Regions from separate parts of the Homo sapiens genome. Here region 2 is linked to region 1. Evidence: chromatin contacts called from ENCODE Hi-C or POLR2A ChIA-PET data. All regions are on one chromosome and are shown on one strand. The core of a region is the stretch at or near the end of the contact, and the rest is flanking DNA. Distances in the headings are between cores, read along the strand shown.

The links. A loop is a pair of places that touch in the nucleus more often than their neighbours do. ChIA-PET counts read pairs that join two places held with the same protein, here RNA polymerase II (POLR2A). Pooled maps may share reads with other maps.
Region 2: a map of sciatic nerve shows a loop between it and region 1 (13-fold over the local background). The contact joins the enhancer-like site here to the promoter of NTF3 in region 1. A Hi-C loop is called at or near these places in 1 of 168 maps with a recorded cell type or tissue (sciatic nerve) and 3 of 50 pooled maps. POLR2A ChIA-PET finds 5 or more read pairs at or near these places in 1 of 52 experiments (AG04450).

The regions. Positions count from the first base shown.
Region 1 is chr12:5,430,443-5,433,425 of GRCh38, reverse strand. NTF3 (neurotrophin 3) reads right to left here and starts at 1,318. Exons shown (of 2, transcript NM_001102654.2): 1 at 1,084-1,318. The coding sequence starts at 1,101. RefSeq lists an enhancer at 1-501.
Region 2 is chr12:6,276,946-6,279,822 of GRCh38, reverse strand. The region is part of intron 2 of LOC105369625 (a long non-coding RNA gene); the gene reads left to right. Among named protein-coding and RNA genes, the nearest start is that of PLEKHG6, 32 kb to the left of the region's middle. RefSeq lists a silencer at 830-1,309. Within about 2 kb of position 1,587, at least 32 of the 41 ENCODE cell types and tissues checked have a DNase peak (open chromatin) inside an H3K27ac peak, as active enhancers do.

The sequences.
Region 1 (2,983 bases), core at 69-2,568:
AGCGTCCCAAATTTCATCAGGAGCATCCACCACTGAGTAAAGCTCTGGGGCAATGGGACAGTTCGGTCCGTCGTGGGACCTTTAAACTCCGACCTGGCTGGCTGCGCGGGTGCCCAGGTCTCCCGGCCTCCCACGCCACCGCTCAAAGTCCGAGAACAGGCTGGACGATACCGCAAGGAGATCCCCTGGGATGGCCGGGCCCGGGTGCCCGCCGCTCCCCGGAGGGGTCCCAGATGTGCGGGCTGCGTACGGAGCTCCAACATCTGCGCAAAGGCCCAGGGTGGGGTGGCCACCGGGTGGGCGCTGGCCAAGAGGAGCCCGGGGCGCGAGGTCTTTTCTGAAAAAACCCTTTCGGGGAACTCCAACGCAGGTACGCGGCGCGTGGCAGTGAGTCCCAACTCCCAAAACTGGAACGCGAGGTTCCGGGTCCTGAGCTGCGCGTCCCCTCCCCCCAGCCCACGCCCGGGCCAGAGTGGTGCTGGGGCGAGCTGAGAATCAGGCTCAGCGGCCGGCAGAGTGCAGGGCGTGTGCAGGGGAGCTGCCGCGGCACCTCCCCGCCCGGAGTTCTGTCTGCCACCCCCTTTTGTTATAGGATGCGCTAGGAGCTTTCTCGGAGGAGCAGGCGGGTCGGTTGGGAGTGGTGGGTGGTTGATTCTGTTGAATCTCTTTCCTGCTCTTTCGTCGTCCCCATTTCCCCTCTTCTGCCCCCACCCTTTCCAATCCAGGTCCCTTAAACCTGATCACTTTCCCAGATTGAGGGAAGCTTCTTGGGCAGCCGAGGGACAAGAGGGGAGGAGGTGGAGAAGGGTGTCCGTGTCTGTGTGTGTGTGTGTGTGTGTGTGTGTGTGTGTGTGTGTGTGTGTGTGTGTAGCGGGGTGGCTGCGGTTGCGCTTCGGCCTGAGCAGATCCCAGCGCAAACTTTGGGGAAGACACAAGCCCGGGAAAGTGAGTGAGCGCGGCGCGATGGGGGTGGGGCGGGATGCGGATCTGGGGCCCCCCGCACCAGTCCACTGGAAAATCCCTCCCCACGTGGACCCCCATCCCCAAACCTGCCCACCCAAGGTGCCCGCCGCCTCCCCTTACCGTGGCAAAAGTAACCATGGCATCCGTGTGGCCGTTTCCAGGGACGTCGACATGAAGAGAAAGGTGGACGCGAGCTCGGTCATTCAAAGTCTCCCCCACCCCGCCGCAGCCACTACCCAGCAGGGGAAAAAGGAGAGGAAGAAAGAAAGGAGAGAGAAGAAAGTAGTTGCGCCGGGCTGCGTCGCGGGGCGGTGCGCGGAGCTGTTCGGAAGGGAGAGGAGCTTCAACTCTGAGTCCCGTGAACAGAATCTGCGCGGTTATAACCAGCCAACCCGGCCAGATGGCTCCGCGCTCAGCGCCTTAACCCCTTCCGCGCCGCGCCGCCCTCCCCCGCCGGCCCGCGCCGCGCCGCGCGCGCCCGCGCCCCAGAGCCCCCCCCCCGCCCTCACTTCGGGACCCGTGGCGGGGAAGGGGTCATTTCTCCTGGCCCCTCTTGAAAAACAAAACCAAACCAAACAACAACAGCAACAAAAACTTCCAAATCTGTAGTATTCTTCAGTAACCCCCACCCTTGAGTTCCCTTTTAGAGATCCAGGAAAAAACGAAACGTTAAATGTATCGTAACAGGTTACATGTTAGTGTCTTCAGCCTTTCTTAGTGGTTCTTTTTCTTGAAATTTTTCTTTTTGATCTTTTTTCTTTCAAGATTTTCTTTACAAGGCATCAGGGCCTTTTCCTGCCTTTTTCCTCAGGAGGATCAGGTCTGAGGCGTAAACTCCTCCTCCAAACCTTAGACCCTTCCAGCTCCAGATCTCTCCCCACCCCCTACCAAGCCCACCCGCCACTCCTCCCCCCACCCCACAGCACGAACACGCCCAAGGACAATCGCTCCCCGGCGAACTCCCCGCTCCCGGGGACCCGCACCCAGGACGCTGTGTCGGCGGTCAAGGGAGGTCAAGGTAGAGGGGCGTGGGGGCGGGTGGTCCGAGGGACTAGGGAGGGGCTGTGTGTGCGCGCGCGTGTTTGCGGGAGCTTGAGTGTGGAAGGGAGAGGGAGATGGATCGCAGCCTCCCATTTCACCCATCCTCCAACTTCTAAACCCCTTCCTTCCAAACTAGGATGGGGCCCTGCAGCTAATCACTCGCCCAGCACCCACCAGTCTGCACGCGGGGACAGCGCGAGAAGCAGGAAAGGCGAGCAACAAACAAACCTGTTCGTGGCGCCCCGAAAGTAATGACGCTCACTTCCCCACCGGTGGATACATTCGAGGAGAGGATAGGGGGAGGGGGTCAAAATCTCTTATTTGGAGATAATTTTAGCTGCCCGTTAGACCTCACTTGCTCCGAGCCGTTCTCTCTAAATTTACCAAGTTAAGTCATCTTGATTTCGCCCATTTGCCATCGAGAGAAGGGGGAAAAATACCACTTAGTGATCAACGAGAAATCGAGAGCCCGGAAGCAGAGTTTTGCCCACTTGCCCGCTTCCCGAGTCCTTGCGTGGTGGACCTCCGCTCCAAGCCCCTCATCCCTTCCTCCCTGCCACTTCAGCCGCTCCTCACATCATCTCCTGCCAGGACCTTTTGACTCACGCGCGACTGGGAAGGGCAGCGAGTATCCCGTTTCCTCCCTGCCCTGTCGTTCGAGGTGTCTAATAAGCAAGCCGTTCCGCGTTTCGGTTAGGGCCCAGGTTCAAAAAATCCAAATACCTTGAAATTGCTTGAGAATTTGGTTAAACATCGGAACTGCACCCACCAGTTCAGGACCAACCGGCCGCAGAGAGTAGCTGGGGGGTTGGATGGGGAGGTGGGAAGGGAGGGGGGAGTCTGGGGGCTGCGTACTAGATAGATTGTACCTGCCTCATCATTATCCTGGCTGATGGGGGTTGCCACATCGAAAACCGCCAGAAGCGCCCACCGAGGCCCAGGGGCGTCACCTCCTGCGGTCCCTCGCAAGGGTAGGGTA
Region 2 (2,877 bases), core at 338-2,837, 850 kb before region 1:
GGACCCAGCTCCACCGGGAAGGAGAAATGGGTAACTGTCCCAGGCAGAGGGCTGTGAGTCAGGGTGCTGGGGCCAGGCATGGATCTGCTGGGCACTCACATTCAGGACCTTAGTCCCTTGCGGATGACAGTGGAGGAGGAAGCCCCCCGATGAGGAAGGCTTTTCTGCCTGCTTCCTTCTCCCTTGCACCCCAGAGCCCCTCATCCATCCATTCATTTCGTACATTGTGGGACTATGCGGGCAAACGGGGCTTACAAGTCAGGATCGGGTGGAGAGCAAGACAGAGGAGGCCACTGCTCTCAAGGGCCTGCCGACCAGGCGCAGGATCAGGTCACTCGCCATCTCCCTGGAAGCTAAGGGCTATTTCTGGTCTCTCCTCTGCAGGCTGGGTGGGTAGTTGGGCTGTTCCAGCTTCCAGTTCCCACTTGGCCTTGGCTTGGGGTACCAGGAGAGGGCCCTGAAACTCATTTTTTAGAAGCAGAAGTGGGCGCGGGGGCAGTGGCTCATGCCTATAATCCCAGCGCTTTGGGAGCCGAGACCGAAGGATGGGCTGAGGCCAGAAGTTCCAGACCAGCCTGGACAACACCGCAATACCCGGCCTCTACAAAAAACGAAACAATTAGTCGGGTGTGGCGGCGCGCCCCTGTGGTCCCAGCTACCCAGGAGGCAGAGGCGGGAGGATCGCTTGAGCCTGGGACGTGGAGGTTGCAGTGAGCCGACATCGCGCCACTGCGCTCCAGCCTGGGCGACAGAGCGAGACCTCATTATCTACAAGAAAATGGAAAAATACTCCAATGCACCCCATATGTCCTTGGATTCCCGGGTTGCCGCCGATTGGCGCTTTCTCGCCAGAGCTCAAAGCCAGCTCGGCGCTCCGAGGAGGGCGCGGACGGGGCGGGGCGGGGCACCCCGGCTGCGCTTCCGCGCGTGGCCGCGAGGGGGCGCGGCAGGACGGGGCTGCCAGGGCGGCCGCGGGTGAGTCAGGGCGGCGCCAGGATGAGTCAGCCCTCCGTGGGCTTACCGCGCCCCCTCCGCCCCTGGCTTCCCCGCCCGGCCGCGCCCTGGCCGCCGGCTCGCCCTGACCCTCGGGGATCCCAGGCTCTGCGCCGCCCTGCGCCCTCCCGGGACTCCCCTGCCGCCAGGAGACCGCGCCTCCCGGGAACACAGGGCAGGGCGCGCGGGCCTGGGCCAGGCCGTTCCCGCGGGCCCTCCCGTCGCTCCTTTCCTGGGGCCGGGCGTGGCTTCCCTCCCAGAGCGGGTTTCGGGGCCGGCCCCGGCTCGGCCCGGATTCGAGGGACAGCTCTGCCAAGGCCCGGCCATGGGCGGCCGCCGCGGGGGAAATGTGCCCCCTGGCTAACACGTGGGGAGAAAGCCCTCTCCGTTCTTGGGTGTACCCCGGTGTTTCGGCCTCTTCTCAGAGCAAATCAGGAAAAAATAGGAACTCCTGGGTGGGTCCCCGCTTGGCAGGTTGAAGAAGGTGTCCTGACAGGATCTGGCTCAGAAGCCGAGTGTGTTAAAGCTGCAGAAAACTTGCCAAACCTGGGCCACCGGCCTCACCTTGGAGATCCCGCCCACGGACGGACGCAGGGACTCTCCAAAAGTCCCAGAACTCACAAGTCAGCTCTGCTGGGCCTCCCACTCACAAGGTGCATGCAAAGTGCCTAAAATAGTGCCTGGCGTATAGTCAGCGCTCCACTAAGATTGCATTTTACAGATACAGGTGACCCTGAGCAACAGGGCGTTCAACTGCGAGAGTACGTTTATTCGAGAATTTTCTGCTGTCTCTGGGACAGCAAGACCAACCCTCCTCTCCCTCCTCCCCCTCTTCCTCAGCTTTTATGCCTGATCTACTTCCATTTATGAATAGTAAATACACTTTCTCTTTCTTATGATTTTCCTAATAATATTTTCTCTACCTTCCTTTATTGTAAGAGTGCAATATATAATACATATAACATCAAATACGTGTTTACCTACTGTTTATGTTATCTGCAAGGCTTCTAAGTCAACAGTAGGCTATTGGTAGTTAAATTTTAGGGGAGCCAAAAGTTATACTCAGGTGTGGGAGCCTGTAGTCCCAGCTACTCAGAAGGCTGAGGTTGGGGGATTGCTTGAGTACCCGAGTCCAAGACCAGACTGGGCAAAAGCGAGAACGCTGTCATTGAAAAAAAAAATTATGTTTGACTGCTTGAGGATTGATGCCCCAATGCTTGCATGTGCTGTTCAAGGATCAACTGTATTTTATGTGTATAATTTGAGGTATATAATTATATTTATAGATGCATATTTATATAAACACATATGGATATTTATATATCTATGCCTACTAGCTGATCTTTATGTGTGCCAGGTACTGTTCCAAGTGCTCCTCAGGCATCAATGATCTCATTTGATTTCACAACCACACAAGGACATAAGGTGCTATTATTTATCTGCATATGGTAGCTGAGGAAACAGAAGCTCAGAGAAGCGAGGTAACTTTCTCAAGAGCACACAGCTAGGAAATATAGTGCAGGAGTTCCCCCGACTCCCTAACTTTAGAGGCCGTGTTCAGATATTGGTGGAGTCTGGTAACATACTTACTATCAAGGGTTCAGCCCTTCACAGTGTCTGAAGAGCAAAGTGTTAAACCCAGCCCTGGGAGGAGGAGCCGCTTTCCTTATGGAAATCTGCTGCCCTTGCTTGCTCTGCTCCTGCCACCAGAGGACCAAGCTCTCTGGTTGTTCCCAGGTGCCAAAGGGCCAGAAGAGACTCACTTGCCACTCTTTTCTCCTTGTTAGCTCTCCATATGGCCCCAGGACCTGGTCTCTGGCGCCCGCCATTCCCTTTGCTGGTTTGTTTTTTTGTTTGAGATGGAGTCTCGCTCTGTTGCCCAGG